Linked DNA regions of Homo sapiens: region 2 is linked to region 1. Evidence: read pairs that join two places in POLR2A ChIA-PET (ENCODE). Cell type or tissue: Panc1. All regions are shown on one strand. Each heading gives the region's core, and the rest is flanking DNA. Links, peaks and the distances in the headings are about the cores only.

Evidence for each region. Peaks named below come from ENCODE experiments on the same cell type or tissue, not always from the same donor. Only the 100,000 strongest peaks of a DNase experiment are listed, where the experiment ranks them.
Region 2: POLR2A ChIA-PET joins it to region 1 with 5 read pairs; 4 of 35 experiments call an interaction of 5 or more read pairs at or near these places.

Annotation. Positions count from the first base shown.
Region 1 is chr19:55,025,049-55,029,435 of GRCh38, forward strand. GP6 (glycoprotein VI platelet) reads right to left here. Exons shown (of 8, transcript NM_016363.5): 4 at 2,530-2,814; 5 at 170-223. The region is part of intron 2 of GP6-AS1 (GP6 antisense RNA 1); the gene reads left to right. Among named protein-coding and RNA genes, the nearest start is that of GP6, 11 kb to the right of the region's middle. RefSeq lists an enhancer at 2,569-3,273. In Panc1, for the core only: no CTCF peak of the experiment used is centred there; no DNase peak of the experiment used is centred there; H3K4me3 peaks cover 1,711 bases; H3K27ac peaks cover 1,528 bases.
Region 2 is chr19:54,890,527-54,894,913 of GRCh38, forward strand. FCAR (Fc alpha receptor) reads left to right here. Exons shown (of 5, transcript NM_002000.4): 5 at 1-894. Among named protein-coding and RNA genes, the nearest start is that of NCR1, 13 kb to the right of the region's middle. RefSeq lists enhancers at 2,113-2,863, 2,864-3,616. In Panc1, for the core only: no CTCF peak of the experiment used is centred there; no DNase peak of the experiment used is centred there.

The sequences.
Region 1 (4,387 bases), core at 279-4,278:
ACTTAGGACACCCACCCTGTTTACAGGCAGAAATAAAGGATTTTTAAAACAAAGCAAATCTGTGAAAGAACCAACTGAATTAAATCGAGAAGTCTAGGCAGAGAGGAGAGAGAGAAGGGGTCCGTGTACCTCATACGCTGTGCACCAGAATGGACCCTGCAGAACCTACCTGCTACCGGGGAAGGTGGTTCTGTTGGTAACCGGCTGGGGGTCACAGAGGTTCCTGGGAAATCAGAAAATGAGATAAATCTGTGCTCTGTCGCTGTGGGTCCTGAACAAATAACGAAACATCTCCGTGACTGAGTTTCCTCACCGGAAAAATGAGCCTAAAGTAGCTTACATCACTGGACTGTTGTGGATGTTAATAAGCATTTGAGCTGGGTGCAGTGCCTCATGCCTGTAATCCCAGCACTTTGGGAGGCTGAGGAGGGCAGATCACTTGAGGTCAGGAGTTCAAGCCCAGCCTGGCCAGTATGGTGAAACCCCGTCTCCACTAAAAATACAAAAATTAGCCAGGCGTGGTGGTGTGCACCTGTAATCCCAGCTGCTCGGGAGGCTGAGGCAGGAGAATCACTTGAACCTAGGAGGCAGAGGTTGCAGTGATCTGAGATCGCACCACTGCACTCCAGCCTGGGTGACGCAGTAAGACTCCATCTGAAAAAAAAAGGCTTAGCCAGGCGTGGTGGCTCACACCTGTAATCCCAGCACTTTGAGAGGCCGAGGCAGGCAGATCACCTGAGGTCAAGAGTTCAAGACCAGCCTGGCCAACATGGTGAAACCCTGTCTCTACGAAAAATACAAAAATTAGCTGGGCATGATGGCAGGTGCCTGTAATCCCATCTACTCAGGAGGCTGAGGCAGGAGAATCGCTTAAACCCAGGAGGTGGAGGTTGCAGTGAACTGAGATCACTCCACTGCACTCCAGCCTGGGTGACAAAGTGAGACTCCCCCCAAAAAAAAAAAAAAAAAAAAAAGCAGCAGCATTTGTAAAGCACACCTGGCACATTCTGGGCTATTAACAAGGAAATGCATGCAGCTCCCGTCCACCTTTTTCAACCTCAGTTCTATTTCTTCTGGATTCCTGTGTCCTACCCCTCACTGTGACCCTGGGGGCAAAACAGATTTTTCTACCAAAAACTAAATGATGTATTTTGTTTGATTTAATATGACATTGTTAAATGTACTGATCAGTGGCGTTGGGTATGTTCACATTGTGGTACAATATGTTGACCTCTAGAACTTATTTTTCTTGCAAAACTGAAATTCTGTGCCCATTAAACACTAATTCCTTCTCTCTCCTCTTTCTGGCCCTTAACAACCACCATTGTACTTTGTGTTTCTACAGTGTTGACATTAGATACCTCCTTTGACTAGAATCATACAGTAGTTGTCCTTTTGTGACTGACTTAGCATAATGTCCTCAAGGTATATCCATGTTGTAGTATGTGTCAGAATTTCCTTCTTTTTTAAGGCTGCATAATATTCCATTGCATGTATATAACCACATTATGAGGTATGCTGCTCTTTTTTGAAAGAAACCCCCTTTAAGAATGGTAGTCAAGTCCGACGCGGTGGCTCACGCCTGTAATCCCAGCACTTTGGGAGGCCGAGGCGGGCAGATCATGAGGTCAGTTCAAGACCAGCCTGACCAACATAGTGAAACCCCGTCTCTACTAAAAATACAAAAATTGGCCGGGCATGGTGGCAGGCACCTGTAATTCCAGCTACTCGAGAGGCTGAGGCAGCAGAATCGCTTGAACCCGGAAGGCGGAGGTTGCAGTGAGCTGAGATCGCGCCACTGCACTCCAGCCTGGGTGACAGAGTGAGACTTCGTCAAAAAAAAAAAAAAGAAACCTCCATTCTCCCAGCTGCCTGTAGCCCAGGGCTTCCTGCCCTCCCACTTCCTTCCCACCTCTGGCCCCGCCCCTGCAGCCCAGGGCTTCCTGCCCTCCCACTTCCTTCCCACCTACGGCCCCGCCCCTGCAGCCCAGGGCTTCCTGCCCTCCCACTTCCTTCCCACCTACGGCCCCGCCCCTGCAGCCCAGGGCTTCCTGCCCTCCCACTTCCTTCCCACCTACGGCCCCGCCCCTGCAGCCCAGGGCTTCCTGCCCTCCCACTTCCTTCCCACCTACGGCCCCGCCCCTGCAGCCCAGGGCTTCCTGCCCTCCCACTTCCTTCCCACCTACGGCCCCGCCCCTGCAGCCCAGGGCTTCCTGCCCTCCCACTTCCTTCCCACCTCTGGCGCCGCCCCTGCAGCCCAGGGCTTCCTGCCCTCCCACTTCTTTCCCACCTATGGCCGCGCCCCTACAGCCCAGGGCTTCCTGCCCTCCCACTTCCTTCCCACCTACGGCCCCGCCCCTGCAGCCCAGGGCTTCCTGCCCTCCCACTTCCTTCCCACCTACGGCCCCGCCCCTGCAGCCCAGGGCTTCCTGCCCTCCCACTTCCTTCCCACTTATGGCCCCTCCCTTGGAATGGCCATCAGGACCTATAAAGGCTGAGGAAGAAAGGTTTGGTCTGCACTACCCCTACCTGTGACCACAAGCTCCAGGGGGTCGCTGGGGGCTGACCACAGGTATGGGTCCCTGCTGGAGAAGCTGTAGCATCGGTAGGTTCCGCTGTGGGCGGCGGTCACCGTGATGATGGGAAAACTAGCCCTGTACCATCTCTCGGGATTCTTGTAGGGCGCAGGGTCCCCTTCCTTGTACAGAGCAAATTGGTCAAAGCCATACCGAGTCTGACACTGTAGGGTTACGTCCCCTCCTGACGACACCGCCGGGCCGGGCTGGGCTGAGAGCGAGGGTTTGGCAAAAACTCCTGGGAGAAAAAGAAAGTCTGATGTTGAAGGCAGGAGCCAGCATCTCAGCTGAGACTGGGGAGGTCCCCACACCTGCCTAAGAGCTGGGGAGCTTTTTGGCTGTATCCCTCCCAGAGAGCGCACTCCCCCACCCAAGCTCACAGAGAGGTCGAGTCACCCAGTGGTTGAGGAAGGAGGCTGTGCTCACGTCCTAGTGCTTGGGTGCAAATCCTAGTTCTGCCTTCAGGGGCCTGGTGGCCCTGGAGACAAATCTCCCTCTGTATCTGAGCCTCACTGCCTTGTTCTGTTAAAATGGGGATGACTGAATGAGACAGTACACAGTAATTTGCAGAGTGCCTGTTGCCTAGCAAGCGCTGGAGTAAGTAAATAGCTTAAGCTTATACTGTGCTGTAAGCTTGTATTGCCACATACAATTGTTACGTTGTAAATGTGGCTGACAGTGCTAGCTTCCGGGTGCCTTCCAAACTTATGATGTATATCAGTTCAGTGAATCCTCAGAGACCTATGGAGTCCTCACTCTTAATGTCCCTATTTTATAAATGAAACTAAGGCACATGGCATTAAATAATTTGTCCAACTCTAGGTAACAATACTGCAGTGTACAGCTGAAATTTGCTAAGAGGGTAGATTATAAGTATTCTCACACACAAAAAAGTTAACTGTGTCAGGTGATGTATGTTAATTAGCTTGCTAGTAGTAACTGTCTCACAGTGGATTCGTATATCAAAACATCAACTTGTACACCTTGGATATATTCCATTTTTGTTTTTCAATTATACCTCAACAAAGCTGGACATATTTTAATTTAAAAATAAATAAAAAACTTGTCCAAGATCATAAGTGGCAGAGTTGAAATCTGCACTCACAGAGTTTGATTCCAGGGTCTCCGCTCCTAAACACGAACCTACACTACTCTGATGTGAGGTTGTTGTCATAGACCGGTGTGGTGATGCATGCCTGCACACAGGAGTCAGAAAAACAAAGGTTGAGGCTGGGTGCGGCGGCTCACACCGGTCATCCCAGCACTTTGGGAGGCCAAGGTGGGAGGATCGCTTGAGCCCAGGAAGGCGAGGCTGCAGTGAGCTATGATCACTGTACACTAGCCTGGGTGACAGAGTGAGACCTTGTCTCAAAAAAAGACAGAGAGAGAAAGCAAAAGAAAGGAAGTAAGGAAGATAAAAATATAAGCTGCCTAATAATTATGGCATTCACTCAACAAGAAGAAAAAGAAAGAAAGAGGAAGGAAGGGAGGGAGGGAGGAAGGAAGGAAGGAAATATATAAGCTGCCTGATAACTGTAACATTCACTCAGCAATATTTTCTCTTAATTTTCACTTAAGCAACTATTATGTGTCTGTCTGTATTCTTTTTTTGTTGTTTCATTTGTTTTGTTTTGTTTTGTTTTGTTTTGAGACGGAGTCTCGCTCTGTCACCCAGGCTGGAGTGCAATGGCATATATATATATATATATATATATATATATATATATATATATATATATATATATATATATTTTTTTTTTTTTTTTTTTTTTTTTTTTTTTTGGGAAACAGAATCTCACTCTGTTGCCCAG
Region 2 (4,387 bases), core at 118-4,117, 130 kb before region 1:
AAGTGATTCTCCTGCCTCGGCCTCCCAAGTAGCTGGGATTGCAGGCTCCCACCATCACGCCCAGCTACTTTTACAGTATTTTTAGTAGAGACGGGGTTTCATCACATTGGCCAAGCTGGTCTCAAACTTCTGACCTCGTGATCTGCCCGCCTCGGCCTCCCAAAGTGCTGGGATTACAGATGTGAGCCACTGCGCCCAGCCTTCTTTTTATATTTTTAAATGTGTCTTCCCCAAATATAAATGGTTGGTAAGCATGCCAAATATATTCAATAACCCCCCTCCTTTATTTTTTTTTGTTGAAGTGAGGCTCTCCCTATGTTGCCTAAGCTGGTCTTGAACTCCTGGTCTCAAGCAATCCTCCTACCTCAGCCTCCTGCTGTGTTCATCTACAAATTGATAAGAGTGAAAGTCATAATCCTACAGGAGGATTACCCTATTTATTTCACAAACCCTATTTCTACCGGATTTTCATACAAGGAATACAGGCATGTGTTTCACCTCATTAATTTATTTTTTCACTTAGTTTTGATGATATTCACATATATTATCAAGTGTGCAAACATTAAATTCTTGTGTACAAAACTCAAATGGTCTTCCAAATAATTCCCCATTCTTTTTTCTTATAAACTTTCACAGCTTTACCCTTGACAGACTTTACTCAAGGAAATCTAAGTTGGTCATATGTGGCTCTTTCACTGATTGCTATTTACTTCATTGTCCAGTAGCTTATGTATGAAAATATAATTATAAAATGTAAGGGTCCTACTTCCAGTGAAACTGAAGGGACTTAGGCCCACTTTTATCCTTTACTGAGAGCTTATCTCTACTTGATAAAATTTCTACTGTATTCTTGGCTTAACTCAGGTCCTGTGATTAAAAAAAAAATGCAAAGTATTTCTAACTTTCTTTATTGACTGCTTTTCACACTTTATACAAGTTCTGGCCCATATCTTCAGTTTGTTCTGATTTTTTTCACCAGGTGTGGTGGCAGGTGCCTGTAGTCCCAGCTACTCCAGGGGCTGAGGCAGGAGAATGGCGTGAACCTGGGAGGCGGGGCTTGCAATGAGCTGAGATCACGCCACTACACTCCAGCCTGGGCCACAGAGCGAGACTCCGTCTCAAAAGTAAACAAACAAATAAATAATAAATAAATAAATAAAGGGAAAGTGCCACAATTTTGGATGAAGGGGGTTGAGGGACTTTACGTCAGGTCCAGGACTTGGATTACAGAGACACAATGGGGCTAGATTCCCAGAGATGGATAAGATTAAACTCATATAAGTCGTTTTGCTGACAGAAGGACCTTGTTTGGAAAAAGCGTTTTCAGAATAATAAAGTTCCTGAGCTCTTCAGAAAAGTATTTTATTGTCCTGTAACCACAGTAACAAGTAGCCACCAAAACTGATTTTTAACCCATCATCAATGACAACTCATCTCTGTGAAGATGCTCTTTTTTTTTTTTTTTTTTTTTGAGACGGGGTCTTGCTCTGTCACCCAGGCTGGGGAGCAGTGACGTGACCTCGGCTCCCTGCAACCTCTCTTTCCCGGGTTCAGCAATTCTCCTGCCTCAGCCTCCCCAGTAGCTGGGATTATAGGCACCTGCCACCACACGCAGATAATTTTTGTATTTTTAGTACAGACGGGTTTCGCCATGTTGGCCAAGCTGGTCACAAACTTCTGACCTCAGGGTGATCTGCCTGCCTCAGCCTCTCAAAGTGCTGGGATTACAGGAGTGAGCCACAAAGCCCGGCCACTCCATACGTTTTATATTGTTATGTTACCATCAGTCAGGCAGCTCCTTGCTTCTAAAAGTCATCCAATCAGACTCATTTCAGTAAACACCCAAGCATGAGTGACAACCAATCAAAGTAATATCTTCCCAATGACCACACTTTTCCAGATGACGTCAAGCCACAGAAGGCCCTGAAAATCCAACAATCTCTGAAGTATACATTTCCCAGGCTGAGCGCAGTGGCTCACACCTGAAATCCCAGCACTTTGGGAGGCTAAGGCAGGCAGATCACGAGGCCAGGAGTTCGAGACCAGCCTGGCCAACATGGCAAAACCCCGTCTCTACTAAAAATACAAAAATTAGCCAGGTGTGGTGGCACGCACCTGCATTACCAGCTACTGAGGAGGCTGAGGCAGGAGAATGGCTTGAACCCAGGAGGCGGAGGTTGCAGTGAGCCAAGATCGTACCACCGCACTCCAGCCTTGGTGACAGAGCAAGACTCCATCTCAACAACAACAACAAAAATGGTTGAAATAAAACTTCTATGTGTTGAACGATTCCTCTTTTAGGCATAGAGTTTCAGTTTTACAAGATGAAAATATTCTGGAGATCTGTTTCAAAACACCGTGAATACATTTAACACTGCTATACTGTACACTTACAATGGCTAAGATGGTAAATTGTATGTTATGTTTTTACTACAATTTTTTTTTTTTTTTTTCTGAGACAGAGTCTCACTCTTGTTGCCCAGGCTGGAGTGCAATGGTGCGGTCTCGGCTCACCGCAACCTCCGCCTCCTGGGCTCAAGCCATTCTCCTGCCTCAGCCTCCAGAGCAGCTGGGATTACAGGCATGCGCCACCACGCCTGGCTAATTTTATATTTTTAGAAGAGACGGGGTTTCTCCATGTTGGTCAGGCTGGTCTCGAACTCTGGACCTCAGGTGATCCACCCGCCTTGGCCTCCCAAAGTGCTGGGATCACAGGCGTGAGCCACCACGCCTGGCCTACAATTTTTTTTTAACTTTTTTTTCTGAGATGGAGTCTCGCTCTTGTCACCCAAGTTGGAGTGCAGTAGTGTGATCTCGGCTCACTGCAACCTCTGCCTCCCTGGTTCAAGGGATTCTCCTGCCTCAACCTCCCAAGTGTGGGAGATCAGTCAGAGTAGCAGAAGAAATTATAGGAATAGGAAGCAGCAAACCTTCTTGGAAGGCCAGGGAGGTTGGCATAGCTTCAGATAGTTTGGCTGAAAGCAGCCAGATTCTCTTTTCAGGAGCCAAACAGCTTAGGGCGCAGATACAAAGGAATGCGGAGTATTTTATCTAAATAGCTTGCTTAGTCATATGGTCCTAAAATCAACCTTTGATCATTCTCGGGCAAGATGGCCCTCTCCAGGGAGGTGGCGGGGGGCGGTGACCAGGTTAATTACCCACAGGTGTGTTGACTCAAAGCCTTTGTTAATTAAATCTGTGCTAAATAAATGCAAGCGTTGCCAGCTTAGAGGGGCTGCACTCTCTTTGGCTCCTAGTGCCGGCAGCCCCCTGGCCTGCTCTTTCACTGAATATTGGTGTCTGAGGACGTGTCTCATCTGTCGTACAGCTGGGATCTGCAGAACAGATCCCCCCCGCACCCAAGAAGCTGGGATTACAGGCACCCGCCGCCATGCCCAGCTCATTTTTGTATTTTTAGTAGAGACAGGGTTTCACCATGTTGGTCAGGCCGGTCTCGAACTCCCGGCCTCAGGTGATCTGCCCGCCTCAGCCTCCCAAAAGTGCTTGGATTACAGGCATGAGCCACTGCGCCTGGCCTTAGAAAACTTCTTTTTCTTTTTTTTTTTTTTTTTTTTTTGAGACAGAGTTTCACTCTGTCGCTACGCTGGTGTGATCTGGGCTCACTGCAATCTCCGCCTCCCAGGTTCAAGTGATTCCCCTGCCTCAGCCTCCCGAGTAGCTGGAACTACAGGTGCGCACCGCCACGCCCGGCTAATTTCTTGTATTTTCGTGGAGACGGGGTTTCACCATGTTGGCTAGGCTGGTCTGTTTCATGCGCGTCCGTGTGAAGAGACCACCAAACAGGCTCTGTGTGAGCAACAAGGCTGTTTATTTCACCTGGGTGCAGGCAGGCTGAGTCCGACAAGAGAGTCAGCGAAGGGGGATAGGGGTGGGGCCGTTTTATAGGATTTGGGTAGGTAAAGGAAAATTACAGTCAAAGGGGGGTTGTTCTTTGGTGGGCAGGAGTGGGGGGTCACAAGGTGCTCAGTAGGGGAGCTTTTGAGTCAGGATGAACCAGAAGAAGGAATTTCACAAGATAATGTCATCAGTTAAGGCAGGAACAGGCCATTTTCATTTCTTTCGTGGTGGAATGTCATCAGTTAAGGCAGGAACCGGCCATCTGGATGTGTACGTGCAGGTCACAGGGGATATGATGGCTTAGCTTGGGCTCAGAGGCCTGACATTCCTGTCTTCTTATATTAATAAGAAAAATAAAACGAAATAGTGGTAAAGTGTTGGGATGGCGAAAATTTTGGGGGGTGGTATGGAGAGAGAATGGGCGATGTTTCTCAGGGCTGCTTCGAGCGGGATTAGGGGCGGCGTGGGAACCTAGAGTGGGAGAGATTAAGCTGAAGGAAGATTTTGTGGTAAGGGGTGATATTGTGGG